Linked DNA regions of Homo sapiens: region 2 is linked to region 1. The links are chromatin loops, found by intact Hi-C in ENCODE. Cell type or tissue: PC-3. All regions are shown on one strand. Each heading gives the region's core, and the rest is flanking DNA. Links, peaks and the distances in the headings are about the cores only. Region 1 overlaps CKAP5 (cytoskeleton associated protein 5). Region 2 overlaps ATG13 (autophagy related 13).

Region 1 (9,972 bases), core at 1,192-9,191:
AGGTCTCGCTCTGTCACCCAGACTGGAGTGCAGTGGTACGATCTCAGCTCACTGCAACCTCCGCCCCTGGGTTCAAGCGATTCTCATGCCTCCAGCCTCCTGAGTAGCTGGGACTACAGGTGAGCACCACCACACCCAGCTAATTTTTTTTTTCTTTAATAGAGATGGGTTTCTCCATGTTGGTCAGGCTGGTCTGGAACTCCTGGCATCAAGTGATCCCACCTCGGCCTCCCAAAGTGCTGGGATTACAGACATAAGCAACCGCACCTGGCCTATAATCTTCTACCTTTAAATTACAAGTTTCTAGTCTGGAGTGCTGTGTACTCTGGTTATTTCATTTTTTAGCTAAACTGGGAGAATAAGGGTAGGAAAATAACAAGTTACGTATATCTCATGTTTTCTTCATAGATGTTGTTATGTAGTCCCATCCCTGTGTGGTTCTTTATTTGTCCTAAAGCATTTCAGAGTCTATAGTTTAACTAGGTAGCTCTCTGGGACCCTCAAGAACCTTGAGGCCAAACTGCTTGATCCTGGGTTCCAGAGCTTGCTAAAGCTTTGTTAGTGAGAGCTTCAGGTGACCAGAAACATTTGTGGTACCTAAAACAGGTTTCTAGTACCCTTTTGTGTTTTCTATAGTAATACGTTTAGTATCAAAATTAGGTTTTATTTTATTAAGGTGTCTATTTTCCATGTGGACTTGCTCCATCTTTTTTTTCTTACAGAAGGAGGCCAGGATAGAGAAAAAAGATTCAGATGAAACAGTAATAATATATAGGAAGATTTAAGAAATCTCAAATGTTAGGTTCTTCAGGCACCATGTTAAATATCCCTAAAACAAAATGGTTTATTGCCACTATAATTTCTTATTTTTTGTTTAATCTTAAAGGTCAGCTGAGCCAAGTTAAAATGTAATTTTTTTAATAATATAAAAGCATTTTAAAAAATCTTAGAGATTATGTAGGTTATTCTCATGATATTTGTACTTAAACTATATCACATAGCCAGGTATCTTATTAAAAATTCTTTTTTTATTGTGCCTGTAGTCCCACCAACTCAGGAGGCAGGAAGATTACTTGAGCCCAGGGGGTGAGGCTGCTGTGAGCTATGATTGTGTCACTGTACTCCAGCCTGGTTAACAGAGTGAGACACTATCTCAAAAATAATAATAATAATTAAGGCCAGGAGCAGTGGCTCATGCCTGTATTGTCCCAGCACTTTGGGTTGGGAGGCTGAGGCAGGCAGATTGCCTGAGCCCAGGAGTTCAAGACCAGCCTGGGCAACAAGGAGAAACCCCGTCTCTACAAAAAATACAAAAAAAAAATTAGCCGGGCATGGTGGTGCCCCTCTGTAGTCTCAGCTGCTTGGGGGACTGAGTCTGGAGAATAGCTTGAGCAGGGAAGGTCGAGGCTGCAGTGAGCTGTGATCATACCACTGCATTCCAGCCTGGATGACATAGTGAGACCCTGTCTCCAAAAAAGTAAAAACAAAAACCAAGAAAAAAAAATCGTTGGAGTACACTAGTAGCTATTACTGAGTAATTTTGTTGCATTTGCTCACATGAGATAAATTTGTGCACATTAGATAATAGATAAATAATAATTTGGGTCCTACTACTCATACAGAATTTCAGTGTTCTTTCATAAATAAATCTCTCCTGCTCCAGAATCTGATACTCACAAATGTTAATAGTGATATTAGATAGCTAAAATTGGCCAGTTGGGAACTTGAAAATGTAATCTATGACAGATATGTAAGGTTAAACACACTTTTTTTTAATTTTATTTTTTTTTTGAGACGGAACCTTGCTCTGTTGCCCAGGCTGGATGGAGTGCAGTGGCGCGATCTCGGCTCACTGCAACCTCTGCCTCCCGGGTTCAAGCGATTCTTCCACCTCAGTCTCCCAGGTAGCTGGGATTACAGGCGCCCACTATCGTGCCTGGCTAATTTTTGTATTTTTGTAGAGACAGGGTTTCACCATGTTGGCCAGGCTGGCCTTGAACTTCTGACCCCAGGTGATCTACCTGCCTCAGCCTCCCAAAGTGCCGGGATTATAGGTGTGAGCCACTGCGCCTGGCCAAATATGCTTTTTGAAAGAAGTCAAAATGCAACATTTTCCCCATAGAAAACTGAAGTAAAGAAAGATTTAAGATGCCCAGAGTTATAGTGTGATAGCCACAAAGTCAGGAACAAAATATTGCCAAGATTTGTGATCTATCTAGGTAAATGAATCACTTTAATTATAGGAGCTATTAAAGGTTTATTAAAAGTAGATTTCATTCATGTAAATATTTATAAACTAGTTTATATTTGTAAGCTTTTATATGTATATACATACATATTTGTGGTATTAGGCTGGGTGTGGTGGCTCACGCCTGTAATCCAGCACTTTAGGAGGCTGAGGCGGGTGGATCACCTGAAGTCAGGAGTTCCAGACCAGCCTGGCCAACATAGTGAAACCCCATCTCTACTAAAAATACAAAAATTTGCTGGGCGTGGTGGCGCATGCCTGTAACCCCAGCTACTTGGGAGACTGAGACAGGAGAATCACCTGAACTCAGGAGGCAGAGGTTGCAGTGAGCTGCAATCATGCCATACCACTCTAGCCTGGGCAACAAGAGCAAAATGCCATCTGAAAAAGAAAAAAAAAGGGTATTAAACATGTTGATCCTTTATAGGTTTTAATTATTCCTAGTCTGCTTACCTAGAAAGTTTGTTTAAAAATGGTAATATTATTTTGGGCCCTACACATTAAATAATATTCTTAGAAGAACAACACCTTAGTAGGTAAGCAGTTATGAGTTCCTTTTCTTTTGTTGCCTTAAAAAAAACTGAACTTATATAATTCTTCTAATATGTAGATATGGAACTATGTTTGAATGAAGAAAAGCTAATGCTTTATTTAATTGCATTGCACGTTGACAGTTTTTTCCCAATTTTTTACTTGTAGTGAATTTGGTTCCAAAATCATCTTGCTTAAGCCAATTATCAAAGTGTTGCCAAAACTCTTTGAGTCTCGAGAGAAGGCTGTTCGAGATGAAGCCAAACTAATTGCTGTGGAGATTTACAGATGGATTCGGGATGCTCTGAGACCCCCATTACAAAATATAAACTCTGTTCAGGTGAGACAAAAAGTTTTCTGGTTGCTTTCGCACAAGGTTAATATGAAAATATTTTCTTCCTATCGTTGTTGATATTCTGTCCTTAAAAATAATTATTTTACATTCTTAATTTTGAAATCAGCTTTTCTGAGCATAGCTAACTTTCTCAGCAATTCTCTTGGGTGGCAGAACTTATTATCTGTGTGAAGTACATTCTTTCTGGCTTTTTATTACAATTGGTTTTGGAGACTCTTCTGATGATGTAAATGTATCTGAATTAATGAACTAATGAGAGTGTCTTAAAAAGTGGGACTTACTGTTCTTTCTTAGTGCTTAGACATACGTCTTCCTTATAGTAAATTCAAGTTGGTTTGACTTATGCTGTAAAAGAAATAAAATTTAATTATATATTTTCTTCCGCTGGTGCAGTGGTTCACACTTATAATCCCAGCACTTTGGCAGGCCCAGGGAGACAGATCACTTGAGCCTAGGAGTTCGAGACCAGTCTGGGCAACATGGCAAACCCTATCTCTACAAATAATAAAAAAAAAATTAGCCAAGCATGGTAGCACAGCCTGTAGTCCTAGCTACTCGTGAAGCTTAGGTGGGAGGATCACCTGAACCTGGGGAGGTGGAGGCTGCAGTGAGCCAAAATTGTCCAGCCTGGGCAAAAGAGTTGAGACCCTGTCTCTCAATGAATGAATGAATGAATCTTTCTTGTTTGCCCTGGTAGAGCCACATAAATAAGAAATTAGAGGCCAGGCACGGTGGCTTATACCTGTCATCCCAGCATTTTGGGAGGCTGAAGCAGGAGGATCACCTGAGGTCAGAAGTTCAAGACCAGCCTGGCCAACATAGTGAAACCTCATCTCTATTAAAAATACAAAAATTAGCCGGATGTGGTAGTGCACACCTGTAATCCTAGCCACTCGAGAGGCTGAGGCACGGGAATTGCTTGAACCCAAGAGGTGGAGGTTGCAGTGAGCCAAGATCATACCACTGCACTTCAGCCTGGGTGACAGAGTAAGACTCTGTCTCCAATAAAAAAAAAAGAAAGAAATTGGGTCCTGATATGTCAATAAATGTAAGTATTAAGTATGTTAACTAATGGTGGAGATGCAGATATTATTTAAATATTATATGACATTTGCAGTTGAAAGAACTAGAAGAAGAATGGGTCAAACTGCCAACAAGTGCTCCTAGACCTACTCGATTTCTTCGTTCCCAACAAGAACTAGAAGCTAAATTGGAACAACAACAGTCTGCTGGTGGAGATGCTGAAGGAGGTAAGCCAATTTTAAACACCGGTTTCTGCAAAAATTAGCAAGAACTGGCACTGCCATGAGAATCTGTGTTCATTAGGCATATTTTGTAGGATTGCCTTTAATAAAATATAAGTTGCATGTAGCTTTAATAACTCTGGTCCCTTCTCTATTAAAATTTCATCAGGGTTGTGAAAGGACTGATAACTGATAAGTAAAACAATTCTAAGCATTTTTAAGGTTTGTGTTGTTTTTCTCCTTAAAGGTGGTGATGATGGTGATGAGGTGCCACAAATAGATGCTTATGAGCTTTTAGAAGCTGTAGAAATCCTTTCCAAACTTCCCAAAGACTTTTATGACAAAATTGTAAGTAATAGTTAAACTTCTTTCATTTATTTCTTGTAAAATAATTACTTGAATAGAATTAGAATACTCTGCTGAGCCCTTGCCTGATGCACCCCCTTCCATCCCATATCTTCCCTAGTAGAGTGAGTTAGTTGCTTCTTCCTCTTTGCTCCCACACTACTTTGTACATATATATATTATAGCACTTTTTTAAAACATGTCTTGCCATAAAACCAGAACATTCTTGACTTCCTTTTTCTAATTTTCTCTCTGGTTTTTAACACTAAAGAGCTCCGGATTCCTCCCCTTTCTCCGTTTCTACTGCCACTACTTTACCCCAAGGTTTCTTGACCTTAGCACTGTTGACATTTTTTGTCAGCTGTCCTGTGCATTGTATGATGTTTAGCAGCATCTTTGGCTTTTATCCACTAGATGTCAGTAATACCATCTCCCTAAGTCATGACAATCAAAAATGTCTTGAAACATTGCCGGAAGTTCCCTAGGAGACAAAATCATCCCCAGTTGAGAAACACAGTCTTATCCCAACCACCACTGTAGTAGTGGGTTGTTGGTTATGTGATTGTTCTTTTCTGGTCTTTTTAATGTTGTCAGTGTAGAAATTCCTCTCCTGTAATTGTGCTGCTGTGAGATGGGTGGGCTAGAAATGCTTTCTATTAATGTTTTCTGTTTGACATCTGCTTACTAACGTTTGCCTAGAAAATGAGAATGAAACGTCTATGGCATTGTTTGTTTATTATATTACTTTAGTTATAACATCTTATGAAAATACTTTTTATATATGAACAAAAATTTATATATATGAACAAAATGTTCTGATTGCCTCCACAGTTTTATTTTTTATTATTATTACTATTTTTTTGAGACGGAGTCTCGCTCTGTCGCCCAGGCTAGAGTGCAGTGGCGCGATCTTGGCTCACTGCAAGCTCCGCCTCCCGGGTTCATGCCATTCTCCTGCCTCAGCCTCCCGAGTAGCTGGGACTGCAGGTGCCTGCCACCACGCCCGGCTAATTTTTTGTATTTTTAGTAGAGACAGGGTTTCACCTTGTTAGTCAGGATGGTCTCGATCTCCTGACCTCATGATCTGCCCTCCTCGGCCTCCCAAAGTGCTGGGATTACAGGCGTGAGCCACTGCGCCCGGCCAGTTTTATAATTTTTTAAAAAAATTATGTATCTTTGAATTAGCAGAGTGCAATAAATAGACTTTTATTCCGCTCTCTTATTTCCTGTTACAAATGACTCATATTGTATCTTGCAGGAGGCAAAAAAATGGCAAGAGAGAAAAGAGGCCCTGGAGTCTGTAGAAGTACTAATAAAAAACCCCAAACTGGAAGCTGGCGATTATGCAGATTTAGTAAAAGCATTAAAGAAGGTAAATATGAGGACTTGCAGTACTGGTATTGTAACAGCCATCAGGCCTTTGAATTTCTCATCAGTCATCTTTTTAATTACACATACATTGCCACTTAAGGAACATTACTGATGGTATTTGAATTACAGACATACATTTTTAAAGGGTTGTTTTAAATTCCTGTTGTGGGTTAGTTTCATTTTCAATCTTTGTTTTTTGTCACTTTGACTTTAGGTATGCTATTTGATAGCTTCTGTAACTCTCTAGGAAAAGAGAGTTGCTGATCTAGAACTACATTTTCCAGTTTTATAATTCTATAGGATGAGCTATTTAAGTTAGCTGTATTTAATTGGACAAATATTAAACATGAAGATAGCAAATGATAACACACTACTTTGTATCAGTATGTAAAGAGTATACGAATATGAGGTCAGTTCTGAAACAGACAAGTACTAAGTAAGAGATAAACATTTTTAGGAAATAATCTTTTGGTATTGCAAGTTGAATGCTGCTGGTGGACATTTTGTATGTAGTAACTTTTTATGAAAACTGTAAGTATAGATCAAACACTGTGGATATGATTATAGTGCTTAAGAACAAACTCTGAAAACATCTTCATGAATATAGCAAGAATGAAAATTTTGTTTTGTTTGCTTCCTCAGTCTGAAATTACAGAGGATTACAATGGTGAGGGGAGGAAGTTGATTTTTAATTATACGCACACCTAAGTCATTACTTGTAGTAGTTATATTCTGTAAAGCCACTGCGAACACTAAATTAGTGAATATTGAATCATTGCTTCTAAGAGAAATACAGGGTTAGGATCCTGCAACCCTTTGGTCACAACATTTCCATCAATCAGTACATAACTTTGTTTTATTCTGTTTGGAGATAGCATATTTAATATATGTTGTTGATTCATTAACATTGAACTCTTGGCCGACAACACTGTAACTCTTGCCTGATTGAAGCTTTTCCTAACGCATATATTTTCTCCCTAAGGTACATCACAGCCTGTTTGCACTTAGGAATACTAGACAGCATTTCAGCACTACACTTAGGGGCCATTTTAAACAACAAGAGCACCAACAAAAAACACAAAAATGCAAAAACATGGCACTGAATAAACCATGAAAAAGACACTTGTTTATAGTGTAAAAGCTAAAGCAAGAAGGTAGAGTGTTATCTTGTCTACCTCAGCTGGGAATGTGCACAATAGACAACACAAAATGTTCACAGCTCTGAACTTGTCTGTAAATGACCAGGAAAGTACCATGAGTGTTGATTTGGGGATTATAAGCAAGTTTTAGCAAGTAGGTGAATTTGCAAATATGGATTCGTGAATGATGAGGATCAACTATATTCTAGTAGTTAACCTTCCTAGGCTTTCCTTCAGTGGGACTTGGAGGCAGAGATATGATTTGTGAAATCTTTGTTCAGTCATCAATTTTCCATCTTGAAGAGTTACACTCGTGTAAAATAAATTAAAAGAGAGTTGCCCTAGGGGAAAAAGAGTTTTACCAACCTGGAACCTGGGAGGAAAGAATGGGAAGGGGAATAGTAGAGGGCACTGAGACAAGGAAAGTCAGGTTCCAGTGGCATATGAAGAGAGCTACAGATTCTCTGTCAATTCTTCCAGCATTTGGTTATTAATTAGAAATCTTATTGCTCTGGTGCTGAATTCTCGATGTGTCAAAGAAAACCTTTTCTTTTTCCTTATCATTAATATTATGTGTTTTCTACATGTATTTTCTAAGGATATTAGCTTCTCACACAAAGACAGTTCTGTGGTTTCCATTGGCATTGTGAATGTAAATATAATCTCTTGCTGTACTATATAAAGAGAGAGCATCATGGATTTTATATTTGAGTAGACAGACAATAGATTTCTGAGAGATCTAGGGTAGCAGTAGAAACTTCTTTCCCTTTTCACGTGGTGGGGTGGAGGGAATCAGAGACCACAAACAAGTAAAAAGAAACTGAATTTTGTGGCTAAAATATTTAAAACAATGAAAAGTTAACTTCAGTTGTAAAAATTAACCTGAAACGACATTTTCTTTTCTTTTTGCCTTAAGTAGTGACAGAGACATTTTATTTTTTTTATTTTCTTTTTTGAGATGGAGTTTCGTTATTGTTGCCCAGGCTGGAGTGCAGTGGCACGATCTCGGCTCACTGCAACCTCTGCCTCCCGTGTTCAAGTGATTCTTCTGCCTCAGCCTCCCAAATAGCTGGGATTTATAGGCACTTGCCATCACACCCAGCTAATTTTTGTGTTTTTAGTAGAGACGGGGTTTCACCATGTTGGCCAGGCTAGTCTCGAACTCCTGACCTCAGGTGATCTACCCTCCTTGGCCTCCCAAAGTGCTGGGATTACAGGCATGAGCCACGGTGCCCAGCTGACATTTTATTTTTTGTATTTGATTTTAGTTATATGTACACACAAACTTTGTATTATGTTGACTTCCTAGAAACATAACAAAAGTGGGGAAATGGTGAAATGGAAAAAAGTGGGGAAATGGTGAAATGGAAAAAAGAGGATGAGATTGAAGAATAGATTACAGACCAATCCTTTTTCCCTCCTTATAATTATCTCTTCTTTGTATTGTATAAATCAAGTAATCCCATTAATTTCTCAATTTTTTTCCTTTAATGAAAGTAGTAAAAAGGCATTAACTTTAAAATTTCTTATGATATTCCTGAAATTATTTTTAAACTGTTTTGAGTTGTCACCTGATTTAGCATATTCTGTGGGCTTTCCTGTTCTCACAGATTATAGTTCTTTTTTTTCTATTATTTTTAATTGATGTATTTATTTTTGAGACAGAGTTGCGCTTTGTCACCCAGGCTGGAGTGCAGTGGCACGATCTCAGCTCACTGCAACCTCCATCTCCCGAGTTCAAGCGATTCTCCTGCCTCAGCCGCCTGAGTAGCTGGGATTACAGGCGCGTGCCACCATGCCCGGCTAATTTTTTTTTTTTTTAATTTTTAGTAGAGACAGGGTTTCATCATGTTGGTCTTGAACTCCTGTCCTCAAGTGATTTGCCTGCCTCAGCCTCTGAAAGTGCTGGGATTACAGGCGTGAGCCACTGCGCCTGGCCTATAGTTCTTTTATTTATAAGATGCCTCCCTCCCAGCTCATCGCTTCTTTGATTTTGTCATGTGCCTATGCCTATGGACATTTGATTTTTTATATATATATAATTTATTTATCTTTACATTAAGATTTGGATTTTCGAAGTGCTTTCTTATATAATCTTTAGACTTCTATGTGGTATTAATCTTTTTTCACTTGTTCTTTCTACTTTTCCCCCCTTAATTATTGCTTGTTTTCATCATAGTTTTCTAAACACAGTAATTCATAATGGGTTTCATTAATTTGTTTCCTTTCCTCTGTCAACGGTGTGCTTTAGTTATTATTAACTAGTGGCTTTAATTTCTAGTTAAAGATAAATACCAATTGATAATTACTTTAAAGCACTTTGTTTTAATACTGTAGGCCTCAATTTATGAGAAAAGTGACAGCACTTAAAACTGTACAAGATTTCCTATTGTTTAAATTATATTGAGATTATGAGCTAAAGCTTCCATTCCCTGGTCTAGAACAGAAATTACTGAAAAGACAGAAGTCATTGTTTTTCTTACCTCTGAAATGGAGTCCCCCCTCATATGTTACTTTTCTTAAAAATAAACACTTCTCCATCTTCCCTACTCTCATTTCCCTGTTGAGAATAACTTGTTTATGGGAATAAACAATGAGTGTCAATGAGTGTGACAGGCAGGTATTATATTAGGGTATCTGGTCCATTGCTCACTTATAAGTTTATTTGAGCCTTTGCAATCTTGAAATTTAACAGATTCGCAGTATCTTCTTCAATACTATACAATAAGATCATGAGTG
Region 2 (9,855 bases), core at 1,856-9,855, 130 kb after region 1:
CAAATCAGAAAATATGCACTGAGGCAGGGTGTGGTGGCTCACACCTGTAATCCCAGCACTTTGGGAAGCTGAGGCGGATGGATCACTTGAGGTCAGGAGTTCCAGACCAGCCTGGCCAACATGGTGAAACCCTGTCTCCGCTAAAAATACAAAAATTAGCTAGGTGTGGTGGTGGGTGCCTGTAATCCTAGTTACTCAGGAGGCTGAGGCAGGAGAATAGCTTGAATCCGGGAGGTGGAGGCTGCAATGAGCTGAGATCACACTCCAGCCTGGGTGAAGGAGACTCTGTCTCAAAAAAAAAAAGTATGCACTGGGACCCTAGCGTGGCACCTGTCCCACCACGCCTGCTCCTGAGTTGTCCATTCTGTCTCTGCAGGTACAAGAAAAACATCAAGGCCTTGTACATCGTGCATCCAACCATGTTCATCAAAACTCTGCTCATCCTCTTCAAGCCCCTCATCAGGTGAGTGGCCACGGGCAGGGCTGGTGGTCCCGGCTTGCCTGGAACTCTGAAGCTGGGAGGCTGGGCAGCCTGGGGACCACCAGGTGCGGCTGGGCTTCCGTCTGAACTGGGTGGGTGTTGAGGGGAGAGTGGAGGCCACCGGAAGCGGGCCCCCACAACCCAGGCCCTTTCTTCCACCAACAGCTTCAAGTTCGGGCAGAAGATCTTCTATGTGAATTACCTGAGCGAGCTGAGCGAGCACGTGAAGCTGGAGCAGCTGGGGATCCCTCGCCAAGTGCTCAAGTGAGGCGGGTGCGGCGGCTGGGGGCTCGTGAAGCCAGGGTAATGAGGACGTGTGTCCTGATTCAGAGACCGCGTGGGGCTTAGGCAGAGCAAGCCCGTGTCCCGACCTCTCCCAGGTCTTTGCTTTCTGCTGTGGAAAGCGGAGTTGTTACAGAGATCGCATGAGATGATCCTCCTGACCCCGCGTGGTCAATGCTTGATTGAATTGGCAGAGTGACTCCAGAGCCAGGCAGGACCTGACCCACCTCCCTCTACTCCTACAGATATGACGACTTCCTGAAATCCACACAGAAGAGCCCCGCGACAGCCCCCAAGCCCATGCCCCCACGGCCCCCCCTGCCCAACCAGCAGTTTGGAGTCTCGCTGCAGCAGTAAGTATGAAAGGTGGCTGGGCCACGGCGGGGCGGGAAGGGCTGCAGGCCCGGCTCACCAGCCTTTTTCCCGCAGCCTCCAGGAGAAGAATCCAGAGCAGGAGCCCATTCCCATTGTACTCAGGGAGACTGTTGCCTACTTACAGGCCCACGGTGAGTGCCGGGCCTGCCTCCTCACCAGCCAGGTCTCCCGGCTCCCTTCAGGAAGCTGGGGAAGCTGCTGGGCAGGGCAGAGGGAGGTCCTGCAAGCCTCAACGTCCCCACCCAGCCCTGCCTAGAACCCCAAGACAGAGAAGGGGCAGGGAATCCAGCCGGTGCCCAGCGCTCGGAGGCTCACCAGGCCCTACTGTTTCCCAGCTCTCACCACCGAGGGCATCTTCCGGAGGTCGGCCAACACCCAAGTGGTCCGGGAAGTGCAGCAGAAGTACAACATGGGTGAGCAGCCCTGGGCTGTTGCAGGGCCATATGTGTGTTACTGGTAGGGGGCTTCTCTGCCCTCTGCTGCCCTGTAAATGAGAGTCTCAGAGTCTCTTCCTGCTGGAGGTTTCCGTGGCTCTGGGTGTCACATAAGTCCTACTTCTGCCAGGCCTGCTGCCTCATCGGTCGGGCTCCCGGGTCCTGGGTATAGGCACATTCAGAGGCAAGGAATAACGGTGGGGTGTGCCGGGCCCCACTTCCCCAGATGGCCGGAACCTGCATTCTCTGATCACAGAGGAAGAGGGAGGCAGGTGTCAGAGGGCGCCCCTGGGAGGAGGGGCTTATGCAGTGTCCAGGGGCAGTCAGGCAGTGCGGCCCGCGTTGTCTGCAGATGGGTGCTGCCCTTCAGGCTGTGCCGAGCTTCTCTCACGCTGCCCCCACCCCAGGGCTGCCTGTGGATTTCGACCAGTACAATGAGCTGCACCTGCCAGCAGTCATCCTCAAGACCTTCCTCCGGGAGCTTCCTGAGCCCCTGCTCACCTTTGACCTCTACCCCCATGTGGTGGGCTTCCTCAGTGAGTCCCCATCTCTTCTGTTGGGCCTGGGGCTGGACTTGGGGCAGGTGCGCTGCAGGCTTTCGGGCCTAGGCGCCTCCCAGGGAAGACTGCTGGGGGTCTCCCCTCTAGCCTGCATCAGAGCGTCCTGAACCAGCCCAGCCTAGGGCCCCTATAACCCGGGCCTCCTTTCCTCATAGACATTGATGAAAGCCAGAGGGTGCCAGCGACACTGCAGGTCCTCCAGACGCTGCCCGAGGAGAACTACCAGGTGCTTCGTTTCCTGACTGCTTTCCTGGTGCAGGTGAGACCTTGGACTTGGCCTCTGGGGTGAAGGGAGGGGGAAGGAGGAGCTGCCGCCTCCTCTGCGCCCTGGTCATTGTTGCTGGGAGTGGGAGGCAGCATCTGTGGCTTCCTGCTGCAGTCCCTGATTCCCTCCACAGATTTCTGCACACAGTGACCAGAACAAGATGACCAACACTAACCTGGCTGTTGTTTTCGGCCCTAACCTGCTGTGGGCCAAGGATGCGGCCATCACCCTCAAGGCCATTAATCCCATCAACACCTTCACCAAGTTCCTTCTGGATCACCAAGGGGAGCTGTTCCCAAGCCCGGACCCCAGCGGGCTCTGAACCTGGCCCCTGCCCCACCAGCCCCTTCTCTGGTAGCCCGGGTTTGGACTCTTCCTCCTGGCATCAGGGGCCATGAAGCCCCCTGGAGAGAGATGTTGGAGCCACCCATCAGGCATGCTCTCCCCCACCTCTGTCCAGCCCGCCTCACGGCCCTGGCGGCCTCGCTGTTACCAGAAGACGTTTTTCTCTGCCTTACACTTCTCACTGCCTCTCTGGACACCGGGCTTTTGCTGGGCTCTCCAGAGCTGGGCTTGGCTCTTCCAGCTGGAGAAGGACTGAGCCCCAGTAACCCCTTTCCTGCTTTTTCCTGCCTCTGTTTCCCTAGCAAGTGTGGATGAATCAAATGACTGCCGGCTGGGCTGGTAGCAGGGGCCAGTCCTCCCCTCTTGATTGCTGGGAATGAGCAGCTGAGCTCTTTGGTGTGGACACCGCCCCAAGCTGAGGTGCCTCCCTATCTGGTAGGCTGCCCTGCTTTGCAGAAGCCCCACTGCATGAAGGCCTGAGTGCAAGCACCCTTGCTCCTGTACTGCCCCCAGCAGCGCAGTCTGGGGTATTTCCCCTGCTGAGGAGTGACAGGGCTGGAGACTGTGTCTGCTTTCTGCCTCCTCTTCCACACATCCTGGGTCAGCCTTTCCCAAGTGATACTGCCCCTGGGGTGTCCTAACCCCTTGGTTGTGCAGGGACTGGTAGCTTGGATGACATGGCTCAGAGTCCCAGCATCCACTTGAAACCTCCCTCTCCACCTCCCCGCCCCCGAGAGCTACAGCGTGTGATGGAATCAGTGACCGGCCAGGTTAGCCTCTCCCCTCTTGGCCTCCTTTCCCACACGGGCAGATCATCAGCCTTCATGTTCTTGTGGACCTGTCTGTTACGGAGTCACACTGGCCCCTGCCCCAGCCAGAGGTGACTCAGTGCCTCAGGATCTTATGGCTCCTTCCTCCAGCTGGGGGACTCTTAAAGGGGCTGGGGTAGAGACTAAGAGTGCCCGTAGGAGGGGCAGAGATTGTGCTGATAGGTCAGTCCAGATAGGTGGGTTCTAGCAATTTCCCCAGGGGATTAAGGGGCTCTAGGGCCACCTTTTTTTTTTTTTTTCTGAGATGGAGTCTCGCTCTGTCACCAGGCTGGAGTGCAGTGGCGCGATCTCGGCACACCTCCGCCTTCTGGGTTCAAGCAATTCTCCTGCCTCAGCCTCCTGAGTAGCTGGGACTATAGGTGCATGCCACCATGCCCAGCTAATTTTTGTATTTTTAGTAGAGACGGGGTTTCACCATGTTGGCCAGGATGGTCTCGATCTCCTGACCTCATGATCCACCCACCTCGGCCTCCCAAAGTGCTGGGATTCCAGGCGTGAGCCACTGCACCCGGCCAGCCCTGTTGTCTTTCAAAGAACCTCGGCCCCAGTGATGGCTGATCTCACTCCCACTGTCTCGTAGAATTACACTCCTTCCTGGGGATCCCTCTTCCTGCAGCCTTGTCCTTGGGGAGTACAGGGAAGTACCTGCAGTGACCCTGCCCCCATGACCTTGGCCAGGCAGGATGATTCCAGAGCCCGTACTGTGGGGATCCTCACTGACCAGCCCAGCCCCATCCGCAAGCCAGGCTGGGCCTGGGCATAACTTCGCTGGGCTCTCCCAAGACCATCAGCAGTGCATCCAGCCCCCTGGGGCCTGGGCTGCTGCTGGTTCTTCATCAGTCCCTTGGTCTCTAGCCTCGGCCAGGGCTGCTCTGCTCTCCGCCCTCCTTTGTGTATCAAGTGTCGCTCACAGCCCCATTCACTGGGGAGCCTTTCGGATCTATTTGGTCTTTCTCATGTCCCCCACTGGTCTGTACCCCAGGGAGCGGGTGCTTGTACTGTGTGAATCCAGTGTTCACATTCACACTTAATGACTTCCTTGGCACCAATCATGTATTTCACCGTTTGCACTTTTTGTATTTCAATAAAAATGTTGATGCAAAACTGCTCATCTGGATGTTGGGGAAATGAGTTGGGTGTGGAAGTTGGAAACTGGATGGGAAGTGTGGTGCGGTGGAGGAAGAGGAACAGATGGGGCCTCAGGAAGTCCCCTCCCCAGTCCGTCTGCCGCTTCCTCATCTTGTGCACTCGAGTGGTGATGAGGGCAGCTTCCTGACCAGCTTCTAGGCATGGAGGTGTCCACGGCCACCTTCCCGTTGTTTGTACCCCCAGCATTCCAGCAGGCCACCATGTGCTGCATCCTATGACCAGGGCCTCTCCTGTTTCCCAACTGGAAGGTACCGGAAGTTTGAAGGGATCTTAGATTTATCTAAGGCAAGCAGGGGGAAGAAAAGTGGTGTGGACTGTGATGGACAATGGTGTGGGATCTGGAGTCACACGAGAGTTTGAGTCCTCGTTCCCTCACGTGCCAGCTCTCACCGCTAACAGTCATCATCACTGGCTCACCACCCCTGTGGCTGCTGCTTCATCAGAAGACGGTTCCTTTGAGGATCAGAAATAATGCAGACACCCCAGGCACGTGGCTCACACCTGTAATCCCACCACTTTGGGAGGCAGAGACAGGAGGATTGCTTGAGCCCAGGAGTTCGAGACCAGCCTGGACATAGTTAGATCTCACATAGTAAGATCCTGTCTACCAAAAATAAAATAAAAAAAAATATTAGCCGAGCATGATGGCACATGCCTGTGGTTCCAGCTACTGAGGCGGCTGAGGTGGGAGGATTGCTTGAGCCCTGGAGGTCAAGGTTGCAGTGAGCCGTGACTGCACCACTGCACTCCAGCCTGGGTGACAGAACAAGACCCCACCTCAAAAAAAAAAAAAAAAAAATGTAGACCGTATCTAACACCGCGAGTGTGCAGTGGTCATGGGTGAATGGTGTGATAGCCCCAGCCTCATGCAACAGCAGCTGGGAGAGGGTCCCTCAGCCCGAGTCCTCCCTTCCTGCCCACCCCTCAGCCTGAGGCCAGGCCATTTCCACCTGCCAGGCCCACACGGAGGCTGTGACAGATCCAGTTCTCCTATCCTCTCTTAAGCAAGTTTTGCTTTGCTTTAAAAGTTAAGATGATTATTTACCGCATTTTTTTTTGACAGGTTTGTTGGTGAGAAGGTAGGCCAGAATTTCACCTCCCATAGTGGTCAGGTTCCAGGTGTCTGCTGCTTGCTTGCTAATGGCAATCAGGAGGCTATAGCGGCCCCAGTTGGGCCTGGTTTTTCTCCTCCTTGCTTGTCCGGGCTGGGGGAGCAGGGCCAGAGCTGCAGGATCAGGCTGTGGTTACAGATGGTGATTACAAACATTGGGCCTCAGCCCCAAGAAGCAAGTCCCATTCCACAATGGTGGCCTTCCTCCAGGCACTGGGGGCCTCCTCTCTCTCTGGATCTGCTCAGCTAGAGCTGAGTGGCTGGAATAGAGAGGCAGTGACCCAGGGAAACAGGAGCGAGGAAACTGTTTACTTGGGTTGGGCTCCTGGCAGGGCCTCTGCTGAGTGACTCAAATGCCAATTTACCAAGGCCTTAACAACGATGGCCTCCAGGGGTAGAGTGTAGGGAGATGCTTTAAAGAGGTAGGACACCATTGCTGGGCATGGGGCAACTGAAAACTTTGTTATTGGGGGTTCCTGATTGAAGGGGGAACACCAGAACAGCCTTTTCGTCACTTCTGACTCAGGTATTGGGCAACTGTCCTGGCTGGCCACATGATCAGTGTCACCTGGTTTACTAATAATCAGGAGCTCCTGGCTCCAGGAATAGGCTGGATTTGGACTTTTCTAACCAGCCCTTTTAATCCTGGGCCTAGCTTCAGCCTGAAGGCGGGTGGGGAAGCAACCCAGACAGCAGCTGTCCAGTTCTGTCAGTTCTCTTTTGCCTCTAGAACCATCCCTACCTCCGGGATGTTGTCTCCACCAATCAGCTCCCTCCCCTAACTATGGTCACAAACTAGGAGAATTAGGAGGCGGGGCTGGCCCTGGCCGGGTTGAGAGGCCTGCAGCCCCAGGCCCCAGGAGCCAGACAGGACGCATACCCCGGGGCTCTTCTACTCTTCCTGGCTGCTCAAGCACCGCCAGTCAGATCAAGGCAGCTAACAAACTTGCATGGACCTTTAACTTCCTGCTACTTCTCTTCTGCTTGCTCAGCCACAAATCCCCCAGATGGCTTGGGGAGCCCTGCACTCCCTGCCTTGCACTGTTGTTTTTCCCTCCAGGGTGAGTTGTTATGTAAGAGCAATAAAGAGCTGATAACGGTGGCCTGCATTTTATGGAGATTTTACTATGGGTGTATTTTAAATGCATTCTCCAACTGAATATTCAAATTCAAGCCCCTGATAGGGGACCAGGGAAAGAGAAATACTAAGAAGTTTCCTGACCCAGGAAACCCCAGGGTATACAGCCCCTAAGAGGCCACACCCGACTCAAAACAGGCTTGCCCAGACACTTGAGGTCTTTCTGCGCTTCACAACGCACCACTCTCCCCTTTCCCAGACCTGCACTGGGGCAGGGGTGGGGAAGGGGTTACGAGGTCTTCAGACAACCTACAGGACAGGAGGCTGTAAAGTACAGAAAAAAATTTATTGGAAATCCCTTGAATACATTTTGAAGTGTAGCTCGGTATTTCCAAACAAAGTAGGTTGGAGAGGTTGGAGGAGGAGGAGGGACTCTGACACCTGGAGACAAACAGCTGGTCCCAGCCTGTCCCGGGGGTGCTGCAGGAGTCAGTCTAGGGCTCATTCCTTTCATGGCAGGTCTGAGGGGCAAGGGCTGGCCTTAACAGTTGCTTTACTTCTCCCAAGCTCAGCTCAAAGTCATGGCTGAGACTCTTCACAGATGGAGCCCTGGTGAAAGGCTGCTGCCACCTGTAGATGCCAAAGATTGCTGCCTCAGACAATGGCTAGGCCTTTCCATGCAAGGCCTTGGAAAGAGAGCAGTAGCTGAAATATGGGGGCATCAATAACTTACCAGGGGCCTTCCCCCTTCTCAAAGCTGGGGCCTTGGGGATAAACCTGAGCCTGGGTTCAGCAAGCCACGCATGTGCTCTGGGCCAAAGTCAGGAGGGCCAGTTGGCTGCTACTGCTTCTGCTAACACTTCTTGGTGGCAGCAGCAGCACGCAGAGCTCTGGTCCCCGCCAGAGCCTGCTCCAATCCTCAGAAGTCAGCCTTGTATGTGGGAACAGTGTCACATGCAGTATACTAACAAGCAGCTGAGAACCACCTGCTCCACTGAAGCACAGCTGCTGCCAGTGAATGCCCCAGGTGGGCCAGGAGGAATGGAGTAGACCTAGATCTCCTTGACCAGGACTACCAGCGAGGCTGGGAAAGGACAGATCATAGGTGGGTGAGGCTAGGCACTTGACTTATTCAAGTAACAATACCTGAAGGGTTAAGTCAATCATACGCCCAGCTTTGATTTCTCAACCAGAAGCCAATCCAGCTGGTAAACCCCAGGGCAGTGTAGAGAACCTGGGATTAGAGGGAGATGGTAGCTAGGCCCAAGCAGGAGGAAAAGCTCCACAGGACAGCCCCAGGGATCAGGAACAAGTACCCAGGCAGTTGGGGGACACACACAACATCCCCTAACCACTACATGTGGCCATCACATTTAGCACCCAGGACTTCCTGGGCTGCCAGAATGGAGTCAGTCACTCTGCAGAAACTGTGGGAGATGTAAGGCTCTCACCAGGAATACGCAACTATCCAAGGTAAAGCCTTTAGTCAGTTCCAGTGCAGCCACACTGGGAGGTGACTTTGCCCCCGGCCAGCCCTCTTCTTGGATCTCGCTGTCTGTATGGTGGGAAGATCCTCAAAGCAGCAGCCCGGATTCTCAATAACCTCCGGAGGAGGAGGTCTCCGTCCCAGGAAGAGCCCTCCGCCTTCTCCAAGTGAAAAACAACTCACCTCAAACATATTTCCTCTATAAAATATCTGGTTTCTCTGAAAGTAATAAATATTTACCATGTTCTATAACCAAGGAGCAGCAACGGGGGGACAAGAGGAAGAGAACTTTGCTGTGACTCCAAGTGACAAAATCCTAGAGATTCAGGGTGCCATTTTTATTTCCCATGGAGCTGAGGACCTGAGCACAGGCAGCCACCAGGGCTGCTCAGACCCTCCCGACCTTCAGGGGTGGGAGTGGTTTTGGAGTTCTGATCTTGGGTAGGCAGGCCTGTCATATTGCCAGAAATACAGGCATAGAGGCAAGAGAGAGAAGAAGAGGAGAAGAAGATAGCAGGAAGTAAAGGGGACAATGAAGAGAGCTAAGGGACTCCTTCCTTCTTCCTCCTGGCACTGTCTCCTTCCTCTTTCTGCGACTCCACACCAATCTCTTGGCCACCAGCTGGAATGTCAAACAGTGGATGGTGACAGCAGGCAGGGAAGGGGCCAGCTGCAAGGCAGGCCCAGGCAGGAGGCCGGCAGCAGGAGGAACAGGATGACACCCTTGGGAAGCAGTTGGTGATGGGCAGGGCACACAGATGGCCCTGCTGAGGGCTTTTTCGTACGAAGGTTCTTCCCATCTCCAAGGCCAGCACGTGAGTCTTCTCCAACTGGGCACTGGGCTTGACTGCCGCCACGGAGTCTCCAGGAGGTCCAAGAGTAGGGACTTCTGGGTCCCCATGGGAGAAGCCAGCCTCCCTTCCACCTGGCTCAGAGCAGGATGAGGGGTGGGAGCAGCTGATGCATGGGAGGCTGCTTATGCCCTGGGGCCACAAAAAGGGGGTGCTGCTGGGACTCAAGGATACTTTTACTGCAGGGTTTCCACAAAGGCATCAAACTCGCGGACATTCTTCTCATGCACAGCCAGCTTCTCTGGTAATGAGTCCTGTACCGGAAAGAGAGGGAAGAGCCGTTTATTCAGGCAGGGCCTTGAGGAGGCAGCCAGCCCAGTCCCGAAGAGGGGAGGCAGCAAGCAAGACGAAGCTCAGCCCTAGCTGGGCCGAGCAAGTGGGAGAACGCAGGGCAGCTGCGTAGGCACAGGGTAGGGAGGGGTATATGCATCAGGGCTTTGCAGGGGCTGGAGGATTAATGGAACGGCCTTGGGAGTCCAAGTGGGCCACACACTTAACAAAAGAGAAAAGGACCACAAGAGCAAGATGATTCAGAAATTAAACATGAAATATCCCTGGCACAGATCTGACTGACACTAGAATAAAATACCAAGTGTACAGCTCTACAA

Evidence for each region. Hi-C counts contacts between places; a loop is a spot of excess contacts. Peaks named below come from ENCODE experiments on the same cell type or tissue, not always from the same donor. Only the 100,000 strongest peaks of a DNase experiment are listed, where the experiment ranks them.
Region 2: it touches region 1 in a loop (5-fold over the local background); 3 of 110 quality-filtered maps call a loop at or near these places.

The regions. Positions count from the first base shown.
Region 1 is chr11:46,804,154-46,814,125 of GRCh38, reverse strand. It overlaps CKAP5 (cytoskeleton associated protein 5), which reads left to right. Exons shown (of 44, transcript NM_001008938.4): 5 at 2,948-3,119; 6 at 4,252-4,384; 7 at 4,626-4,726; 8 at 5,982-6,095. Among named protein-coding and RNA genes, the nearest start is that of CKAP5, 37 kb to the left of the region's middle. In PC-3, for the core only: a CTCF peak has its summit at 5,133 (motif pointing right); no DNase peak of the experiment used is centred there.
Region 2 is chr11:46,671,901-46,681,755 of GRCh38, reverse strand. ATG13 (autophagy related 13) reads right to left here. Exons shown (of 19, transcript NM_001346311.2): 19 at 7,238-9,501. The coding sequence ends at 9,424. It overlaps ARHGAP1 (Rho GTPase activating protein 1), which reads left to right. Exons shown (of 13, transcript NM_004308.5): 6 at 377-463; 7 at 647-745; 8 at 1,009-1,116; 9 at 1,193-1,269; 10 at 1,474-1,551; 11 at 1,980-2,108; 12 at 2,288-2,391; 13 at 2,531-4,676. The coding sequence ends at 2,719. Among named protein-coding and RNA genes, the nearest start is that of ARHGAP1, 24 kb to the left of the region's middle. In PC-3, for the core only: no CTCF peak of the experiment used is centred there; a DNase peak (open chromatin) is centred at 6,175; H3K27ac peaks cover 1,223 bases.